Linked DNA regions of Homo sapiens: region 1 is linked to region 2. Evidence: chromatin loops called from intact Hi-C (ENCODE). Cell type or tissue: K562. All regions are shown on one strand. Links, peaks and the distances in the headings refer to the core of each region. The heading gives the core; the rest is flanking DNA. Region 1 has its middle 250 kb from the start of ANKRD30A. Region 2 has its middle 6.8 kb from the start of CREM.

What was found. Hi-C counts contacts between places; a loop is a spot of excess contacts. Peaks named below come from ENCODE experiments on the same cell type or tissue, not always from the same donor. Only the 100,000 strongest peaks of a DNase experiment are listed, where the experiment ranks them.
Region 1: a loop joins it to region 2, with 12 times the contacts of the local background. A loop is called at or near these places in 9 of 110 quality-filtered maps.

Annotation. Positions count from the first base shown.
Region 1 is chr10:36,872,309-36,877,697 of GRCh38, forward strand. No RefSeq gene overlaps it. Among named protein-coding and RNA genes, the nearest start is that of ANKRD30A, 250 kb to the right of the region's middle. In K562, for the core only: no CTCF peak of the experiment used is centred there; no DNase peak of the experiment used is centred there.
Region 2 is chr10:35,117,396-35,122,719 of GRCh38, forward strand. It overlaps a transcript of CUL2 not described here. Among named protein-coding and RNA genes, the nearest start is that of CREM, 6.8 kb to the right of the region's middle. In K562, for the core only: a CTCF peak has its summit at 3,102 (motif pointing right); a DNase peak (open chromatin) is centred at 3,126.

The sequences.
Region 1 (5,389 bases), core at 87-5,086, 1.8 Mb after region 2:
AGGACTATGAAACTATCAATTTGCCTTAAGAATTTGGTATGGCTTAGTAAATTTGTAGCTGGCATGGCCTCTCTGGTTTAATTCGTATTTAAGGAAAGTAAAGTACAGTAAATCAGTTTTTCCAAAGTGACTTCGTTTTTCTTACAAGTCCTCCCAATGCATTGTTCATGTCTCAATAAACACAAAAATTTCTTGTAGCTTTTTTCCAATGGCTCAGGAGACACAGATGACAAAACATGGGTTCATGTCCTACGTTAAACCAGTCTGGAGCCTTCTATCACTGGTCTGCAGTGATGGAAATCTGTCCTGATATGTCATCTTTGAACCTGTTCTTTCATATAAATACTTTGGTTGTAATCACTGCCTGTTTTAGCTGTTTGTGTCCCTGGGATGCTGTTATGTTTATCTGTTTGGGTTCTCTTCTCTGCCGTTTTCATTCACAGCTTTATGTAACCCTGAACACAGCTCCAACAAGATCTCACATGGGTGAAGAACAGAGGTTTGGATGTCAGTGATTTTGTCGATGATTAAACAGTTAATACACAACAAAGCTGAAACCAGAACCAAGTACTACCAGATCCCTAGCAAACGTGTGTTTCACTTCTTCATTTGGCCTTTCCTTTCACTTAGTGCTTCTTAGTACGTCCGTAAGAGTAGGTGCATTTGCATTGCCCTGCAAGGTGTTCTGACCACTTTTCCCTCTAAATATTAATAAATATCATCCAATGAACAGCACACCTTAGAGGCCAAATAGAACTGGCCAAATAGAACACAGGAGCCAATCAACAAATATTTGATGAAAAGGAAGAAGAAAAGGGTGAAAATAGTAAGTAAAAGTCAGCACAGCTTCCTCCTCACTTGCCATCCGGCACTGCACACCTGCCTGCCATGTGCTATTGAGGGATGGTCATGTCCTTCACACCTGTCACACACTATCTTACTAAAGTTCTCAAATAAATAACCTTAGGTTATTTAACTGACCTTGACAAATAGGAAAGATAGGCAGAAGTCAAGATCTAGTGTGCAAAATATCTGATTTCTGTGCATTTTTATTGCTTTTGTTTCTTTGCAGTCTTTGTCTTTCTGGCATCTCCCTCTCTTTTTTCTCTGTGTGCTCCCTCCTCCTCCTTTGCACTTTTCCCCATATTTTGGCTAAATGCACCTGTGGCACCAAACCACAGTGTGGAGCCGAGACAACAGAGGGTCACTGAGCCGCATACTAACTGCAGACAATCTGCCTTGGAAAGCATCTAAAAAGGAATGGGCAGCTTCAGCTGAAATTGGATAAATCCTTCTGTAAATCGAGAGCCTCTAATAAGCCTTTTATTACAATTAAAGAAGATATTGTGCATTAAATTGGAATCAGTTGTTGCTGATGGGGAAGCATTAAAATCAATTATTTTAAAAACGGATTGTTTTTCAATTGGCTTTTCAGTTTTCTTTTTTAAGACTACTTTTTTGCTTTTCTGGAAAATAATCAAAAGAGTAAATGTGAAAAAGTGAAACAGAATTCAGTGTGAAAAGAAAAGGTTAAACCTGGTAACATTAGGTGGATTGCTTGTCAGTTTGCACATGAAGCAGAGGTTTATTATGGAATTGGACATGATGTTTCAGAATATCATTTGTGGCTCCTCCTGCCTCCAATACTTACTGATCCCCAATTATTTCGCAGCTAGGTCTTGCATTACATAAATCCTACACTGCATAATCTAGGATCCCTTGAAAGGAAGCTAATAAGAATACTTAATGGGTTTACCATGTCATTGACTTTAAATTAGGACTTCCATCCTAGAATGAGAAGTGTGAACATGGATTAAAAACCCAGGGGCCAGAGGCCGGGCATGGTGGCTCTCGCCTGTAAGCCCAGCACTTTGGGAGGCCTAGGAGCGCAGATCATGAGGTCAGGAGATCGAGACTATCCTGGCTAACGCGGTGAAACCCCTTCTGTACTAAAAATACAAAAAAATTAGCCAGGCATGATGGTGGGCACCTGTAGTCCCAGCTACTCAGGAGGCTGAGGCAGGAGAATGGCGTGAACTCCGGAGGCGGAGCTTGCAAGTGAGCCGAGATCGTGCCACTGCATTCCAGCCTGGGTGACAGAGCGAGACTCTGTCTCAAACAGAACAAAACAAAACAAACAAACAATCCAGAGACCATTGTCAAAGACATTAGTGACATTAGTAAACCAAAGTCAGAATGAGCTATTTGTAACAGGCAAGAATGAGACTGTACACAATATCTATTTTTGGACAAGAGATTGGAAAATAAAATGTTTCTTTTTTTTTGAGGCGGAGTCTCGCTCTGTCGTCCAGGCTGGAGTGCAGTGGCGCGATGTAGGCTCACTGCAAGCTCCGCCTCCCGGGTTCACACCATTCTCCTGCCTCAGCCTCCAGAGTAGTTGGGACTACAGGCGTCCACCACCACGCCCGGCTAATTTTTTTTTTTTTGTATTTTTAGTAGAGACGGGGTTTCACCGTGTTAGCCAAGATGGTCTCGATCTCCTGACCTCGTGATCTGCCCTCCTCGGCCTCCCAAAGTGCTGGGATTACAGGTGTGAGCTACTGCGGCCAGCTGGAAAATATAAATTCTAAAATAAATTCTATATTCTTTTCTTTGAAAAAAATTAAGTGTATTTTATAACATTTTACCTGACTCCATTGTTCTGTCTCAGAACTCCCGAATATTATAAGCAAATTTATTTGTGTATATATAGATGCACATCTTTCTGGAGTGTGGGTACAGTAATCTCCAACAATGATTTTTACTTTTAGTGATCCCAAAATGATGAAGAATTACTACTGTATAATCTCTTTTCAACTTGAAAAACAATGTGATAGAAGTGTCTGGCTTTCCATTTATTGTGGTTTTTTTATTTGAAAAGAGCCTAAATCAAAGCTCTTCGGTTATAAGAAACAGAAGCCCAAATGACTGAGCTGAAGCAGATCAAAGCTGTCTATTAATCAGGGCAAACAACAGAAAGAAAATCCAGTTGTTTTAAACAGACACCTAATTTATTGGATGAATGTCATGGAGTTCCCAGATTTGGCTGGAAGGTTGAGGAACCAGGTTTAAAAATATAGGCAGCAGCTGGGTGCAGTGACTTGTGCCTGTCATCTCAGCTACTCAGGAAGCTGAGGTGGGAGAATTGCTGGAGCTCAGGAGTTTGAGAACAGCCTGAGCAACTCAGCAGGAGCCATCTCTAAAATAAGGAACATAGACAGAAACTGAGGCATACCATTGGAGGAAAGTCAAAATCCAGACAAGAAAAGAGTATGATTAGGGCCTTGTTGCTTCTAGCAAAGAGCCCTGCAGGACACAGCAGTGCTGGTAGAACCAGCACTGGGCTTTACCAGTTCTGCAGATGCTTGAAGAAGCTGAAATAAGTCTTAATCACCTGATTATCTGCAAAATTAAATGTATATCATTGTTCTTGGTCATAGAAAAAATATTGTTCATCAATATCCTTCACAATATCTGTCTTGTCCATTTTGTGTGGCTTTAACAGAATATCATAGACTGCATAATTAATAGTAAAGAGAAATGTATTTCCTACAGTTCTGGTGGCCGACAGGTCCAAGATTGGGAAGCTCGCATCTGATGGGGCCTTCTTGCTGTGTCATCTCATGGTGAAAAGCCAAAAGGCAAAGAGTATAAGAGAGAATAAGAGGAAGCCAAACTCATCCTTTTATAAACTACTCCCATGATAAGGAACCCACTTCTGCAATAACAGCCTTAATCCATTCATGAGGCTGGCATCCTCATGACTTAGTCACTTCTTAACTGTTCTACCTTTTAACACTATTGCAGTGGGGATTAAGTTTCCAACACATGCTTTTTGGAGGACACATTTAAACCATAGCAGTATCTTTGTGCATACTTGAAAACTGAGCTTTAAGGCTGTTCTTCAAATTTAGAAGACTAGTTCTCTTCTCATGCAATGTGAATTTCCAGAGAATGTAGACAATCCATTTATTGTCCAGAGAATGTAGACAATCCAAAGCCGTTGTCCAGCTTTTAGGAGGACAACGATAGCAGTCAAAACAGCCCTCCTAATGTATATGCATTCACATATCGACATTTTGTATTCTCAACGTCAAAAAATTGTTACATTTCAATGAATGAAATACCAATTATCATTTATATTCATCCTCTTAAGACCATTCTCTATCTAGATCTAAGACAGACAAACAGATCAAATAAAATTATCATAGAAAATAAATTTAAGTGAGAAAAAGCATACAAGAAGATCAAGATAATATGGTTCAGATTTTAAAAATGTATCTATTAAAATGCTATAAGAACAATTATATGACTAGATAAGTCAGATGAATATAACATTCAAAATAATAATCTGAATATTTTTGCCAAATATCATTTTGGTCCATTACGTTGATGATATTTGGGTAACTGGGCCGGTTAGCAGCAAGTTCCAAATAATCTAGACCCTTGCTACTCAGAGTGGTCCACGGACAAGCAGTATCAACATTGCTTGGAAGTTTGCTAGGTATGCAGAATCTCAGGCTCTATCCCAAACTTGCTGAGTTAGAATCTGCATTTTACCAAAATTCTTAGCTGATTGCCATATACATTTAAGTATGAGAAGCATTATTCTATTTCTCAGTTATCCTTATTTTTTAGGACTTTTAACTAGGGAGGAGTAAGGATTAAGAACAATCACCTGGGGATACTTTAAAAATTCTCACAGGTTCTAGAATACTTGTGGAGTAGAATAGGCACAGGTAGTCTATTAATAGCATGGATGCTATTTAGAAATCTCCTCAAATAAACATCTTAACTGTTCTCTCTGGTGGTTTGAGAATGTCTAACACAGAAATGTCCAGTCCTTAAAAGTAATTTCTAAGTTTCTGCTCTACCTTGGTATTTAAGAGCACAAATCACCTATTGGATCTAACTAGTTCTGTGACCCTTATCAATTTAGTTAGTAACTTTTTCACTCATTTGCCTTGTCTGTCAAGTGGGGATAATAATGATACCTATGTGATAACGTTTTAACATAAGTAAATGAATATATGAATGTAACATGTTTACCACTTTCCTGGTACAAAATATACACCAATAAGAAAATATATGATTATGCTGGCTGTAGTGGTGGGAGTAGTGGTGATAATGCTCTCTAACACAGAAGATTCCTTAGTATGTTTTGATTTAGAAATGCACAATAATTTAGTGTATAATTCCCAAAATTTAATTACAAAAGTGCAATTGTTTTGATGATATGGTTTTCCTCACATAATCAAATCATGCATACCTCCTCATTTATTAAAGAAATTAATGTTCAACAATATAAGCGTTTCTCTTAAAGGCTGTATACAAAGAAGCTATTTCTGTCAGAAACTATGAGAATTTCCCATTACCAACGTGGAGATGG
Region 2 (5,324 bases), core at 325-5,324:
GGCATTTTATTTTTTGTAGAGACAAGGTCTCACTATGTTTCCCAGTCTGGTCTTGAACTCCTGAGCTCAAGCAATTCTCCTGCCTCAGCCTCACAAAGTGTTGGAATTACAGGCGTGAGTCACTGCAACTGGCTTTTTTTTTTTTTTTAACTGCTGTAAAAGGCAACTATCGAAAGCAAAAATAGCACAAGTATTGTATGTTTACAGCATTTGTAAAAGTGAAATATATGGCAACATTGGCACAATGAATAGAAGAGTTGGGAATATACTGTTTTAAAGTCCTTCTGCTACATGTGAGTGGTGTATTACTGAAGGTTCCTATTATGTGGAACCTATTTGACTGGACCATTCCATGAAAGTTGTAGGCATGAAAGAATAAAAGTGTTACAGAAATATGTGACCTTGAATTCTAAAATTACACTGCATTACATGTATTTTTATAACAAGTATGCTCTTATGCTTTAAAAAACTGTCTTTGTTTTCTTAATAGACTTGATTTTTTTCAGAACAATTTTAGGTGCACAGCAAAAACGAGCAGAAAGTACACAGTTCCTTTCATCCCCTCCCCCATATATGCACAGCCTCCCTATCAACATCCTGCACCAGCATGTTCTACTTGTTAGAACTGATGAACCTACATTGACACATCATAATCATCCAAAGTGCATACATTAGGCTTCATTCTCAGTGATGTACATTCAATGGGTTTTGACAAATGTGTAATAGCATGCATCCACCATTATAGTATCATGCAGAATAGTTTCACTGCCCAAAAAATCCTGTGCACTCCCCTTGGTCATTCTAAATTTTCATTTCTCTGAAGCTAGAAATCCCAAAGTTAGAGTTGGCCTTTTTCATTCTAAAGTATGTCTTCAATTCTGGGAAATTCTCAGCAATAATTCTTTCACATGTTCTTTTTTTCCCCTTCTGGAATTTCCATTAGAAAAATATTTATGCTTCTACCTTCCACATTTCTTAACTCTCCTTTCATGCTTTCCATTTCTTAGTTCCTTCCTTGCTCTAATCTTCCGGTTCATGAGTGAACTGTCCAGCTATATTCAACCCATCCATTGAGTTATTTCATTAATATTTGTCAACATCCAATTCACAAATGCTTGTTTGTGCTTTGTGTTTCCAACATTCTCCCTTCTTTCTCTGAAGCTCTATTAAGCTTATTTTCAATTCTTATTGTCTGATCCATTCACTTGACTTTCTCTGGTATAGCTAGTTCTACGTATTGTTTTAGCAGTTCTCATGGTCCTCAGATGTTTCATGATTTTCCCTCTGTGCTCATTGCTCATACTTATTCCTTGGGACAATCAGCTGCCTTGGCGATCATGTCTACCTGAGGGAAAGGGAGAAAAGCCTCAATGTTGGTTTGTGCTGCTCCACAAGAGTTTAGGACTTGGGAAAAAGGTATATCTCATGTCAAAGTGCTTCCAGGATAATGATCCAGTTAAAGCATTCCCTGTTTTCCCATTTCAGGCATGTCCAGATCATTTCACAATTCCTCTACTCCAGCCACTGCTACTGATGGAGAGGTAAAGGGAAAGAATAGGGGGACAATGGGGTCCCCAGGCACAGGCTGGCCAATCCACACTCACACACCACACTTCCAAATGTCTTGGCTGGTTCTTTTTTTCTGACCTACTCCTTAAAGGTTGATGTTTTCCAATGCTCCTTGCGTGTTCCTTTTATCTAACATTGGATGGAGTCTCTCTGGCTCACATTTTCTTCACCTACACATAGCAGCCGAACAAATAACATTCAAAGTTTGTTAAATAATTGTGTAACTGGGAAATTCAAGGGACATTTTCAACCACATTCTCAATCTTGGAGGAGGTAAGGCTCAGTTTCAGCTTCAAAGTACCTGTTTTCATTGGTTCAGTTATTTTATCTTAAAAAGGAGGTAAATACTAAACAAAGTTAGAAAAAGAATTCTAAAGGTCCAACTCTCTATTTCTGTGGATCTCCATTTGCACTGTGGAGTTGCTTGAGCCATATAATTTTACCATGTTTATCTCTGGTGGATGTCAGTTAATATTAAGTGGGTTATGGACTAATTTTAGCTCTCTGTGAAAATCAACACACCCAGATTTTAAAACAAATATTTTGGTACTCATATCTAGGTATACTATAATTTTTAGGGAGGTTTTAAAATTAATTTTATTTATTTATTTATTTATTTATTTATTTATTTATTTATTTATTTATAGAGACAGGGTCTCACTCTGTTATCCAGGTTACAGTCCAGTGGTGCAAACTCCTAGACCCAAGGGATCCTCCTGCCTCAGCCTTCCGCCTAGCTGGGACTACAGACATGCTACCACATCTGGCTCATTTTTCTTTTTTTTGGTAAAGATGGGATTTCACTATGTTGCCCAGGCTGATCTCGAACTCCTGGCTTCAAGCAGTCATCCCACTTCGGCCTCCTACCTCAACCTGTGTTGAGATTATAGGCACAGGCCACCTTGCCCAGCTCAGGGAGGTTATTTTTTGAAACTCTTTTCCTCAGACTATATTGCTCTCCTAAGCCAGTCTGAGGTTACTCTTTTGGCTCCACACATTAATATTTATTTCTTATTCTTACCTTTTCAGAACATGGCAAAAAAACGTTTGGCCCCAATTTCTTTGCACAGCCTAGTATCCAGAAAGAGAGAAAACTGATCATCTATGGGGACTGCATGTATTATCAAGCTATGGTATTCAGATTTATTTTATCATTTAAATGATCATTTCCAAATTTTGTATACTAAAAACTCAGATATAGAAGTCCCTGAGTGAATCTGTACACAGAAAGGCTTAGACACAAATACCAAATTAATTGTCATGCCAGGCTGGGCACAGTGGCTCATGCTTATGATTTCAGCTACTAAGGAGGCTGAGTTGGAGGATCGCTTGAGCCTGGGAGGTGGAGGTTGCAGTAAACTGAGATTGCACCACTGCACTCCAGCCTGGGTGACAGAGGGAGACCTTTCTCAATAAATAAATAACATAAAATATAAATTGTCATACCTGGGTGTTGGGATGGCTGGGTTTTCTAGTCTCTGTTATAAAAAGGTTACATTTTATTTGAAGAAAACAAAGTATCCACATGATGGCACTATAACCTACAAAATAAGAGGTTGTCAATTTATGAAGACCAAGAACTTGGTAAATTCTACTTAGAGTACTTACTACTCTAAAATGCTGAAAGGAAATTGCCTAAAGAATGTGCTGAAAAATGGCTGGGCTCATGCGTGTGAAATCTCAGCAATTTGAGAGGCCAAGGCAGGCAGATTGCTTGAGCTCAGGAGTTCGAGACCAGCCTGGGTGACATGGTGGAAACCCCCTCTACGAAAAATACAAAAATTAGCCTGGCATGGTGATGCACACCCGTAGTCCCAGCTACTCGGGAGGCTGTAGTGGGAGGACTGCTTGAGCCCAGGAGGTTGAGACTGCAGCGAGCCAAGATCATGCCACTGCAATCCAGCCTGGGCCATAGAGTAAGAGATCCTGTCTCAAAAAAACAACAAAAAAAAGAATGCTGAAAAATAAGGCATTTTATATACAAGGTAATATGGATATAATTCCCTTATGTTTTATAGAGACTTACTGGCTAATCCTTCATATCCCTTTCTAAGTTCATTTTTCCATGATTTATTTAATAACAGTATCTTAGTCCTAGTGTGAGCACATGACCATGTTGGGAGCTACTTAACGCATTCCCCATAATGTCATGTCTTCCTATAGGCGATTCTAGCAGGCAATTCAGGAGCTATTAGAGAAAGAGTGTTAACTGAGACAAATGCCATCCATGGAGTTTATATTCTGGCCGGAAGATAGGCTTTATTTATTTATTTTTTTGGGATGGAGTCTCACTCACTCTGTCGCCCAGGCTGGAGTGCTGTGGCGCGATCTCAGCTCACTGCAACCCCCGCCTCACAGGCTCAATTGATTCTCCTGCCTCAGCCTCCCAAGTAGCAGCAACTATAGGCACACCATCACGCCCAGCTGATTTTTTGTATTTTTAGTAGAGATGGGGTTTCGCCATGTTGGCCAGGCTGTATGATATGCACTGTATTAAAACCTTTATGTTATTAGCTAATGTATTCTTCTTCACAAACACTTTATGCAGTACTAGGATCCCTGTTCTACAGCTAAAGAAAACTAGGCTGAGAGAGGCGCTAAGGCCACAGAACAAAAATGTGGCATGGAGCCCTTTTCCAATATGAAATATATTGACAATAACAATCTTCCTCTTTTCCTCATGCCTTTCTTCTCCCTTAATGAGGCATGGTGGCACATGTCTGTAGTTCCAGCTACTTAGCCAGCTGAGGTGGGAGGATTGCTTGAGCCCGGGAGGTCGAGGCTACAGTGAACCATGATCGCACTACTGTACTCCAGCCTAGGTGACAGAGTAAGACCCTGTCTCAAAAAAAAAAAAAAAAATAAAAATTAGTTTAGTTTAACGACTGCAATCTTATAGTTTTAAATAATTCAGGAGCTTGGGTTTTTATTATAATATCCTTTAGTGATAGTTTTAAGTAGTTTCCTGAGTACACAGCACATCAGATTTAGAGGTTTAAGTTTACCAAACTCAAAAACCAAAAGCACGTAAACACACATACACAATGGTATTTCCCATGTTGGAACACAGAACTGTTAACTCTCTAATAGAATGAAACATTTTTTGCCAAATGGCAAATCAAAGACATCATAAATCAAGCACATATTATACTTACTTGTTTTTACCTTTCTCATATATTTAAATTGGGCACACTATCTTTGTAAGTCTCAAATCCTAAAGTTTGAATAGAAACGGCCTGCATAGAAATGCTTTTAAGGTGAATCAATTTTCTAGTTTTTCTCTGTATTAAATTAGTAAAATAAAATAGGATAGTCATTTGAAAAATGCTAAATCTTGAGATCTGTGGTCTAGTAGAAAGAGTACAGGGTTAAAAGTTACAACTTCAGGGTTATAGTCCTAATATTACTATCTACTAGCCAAAGGACGTTTTGAAACCTCTCAGCCTCTACTTTCTAATTTATAAAACAAAGGGGTTTATTTTGACTTCTAAGTTCTCAGATTTCACACAAGTCAACAAACAAACTTGGCCAAGTCATAAAATAATAATTATAGTTTACATTTATTTAATGCTTATTTTGTGCCAGGCACAATGTTCTATATACTTTACATGTATTAATTTAATTCATGTAACTTGTGAGGCAGGTAGTAATAATATCCTTATTTTATTTTATTTTATTTATTTATTTTTTTGAGCTAGAGTCTTGCTCCATGGCCCAGGCTGGAGTGCAGTGGCACAATCTTGGCTCACTGCAAC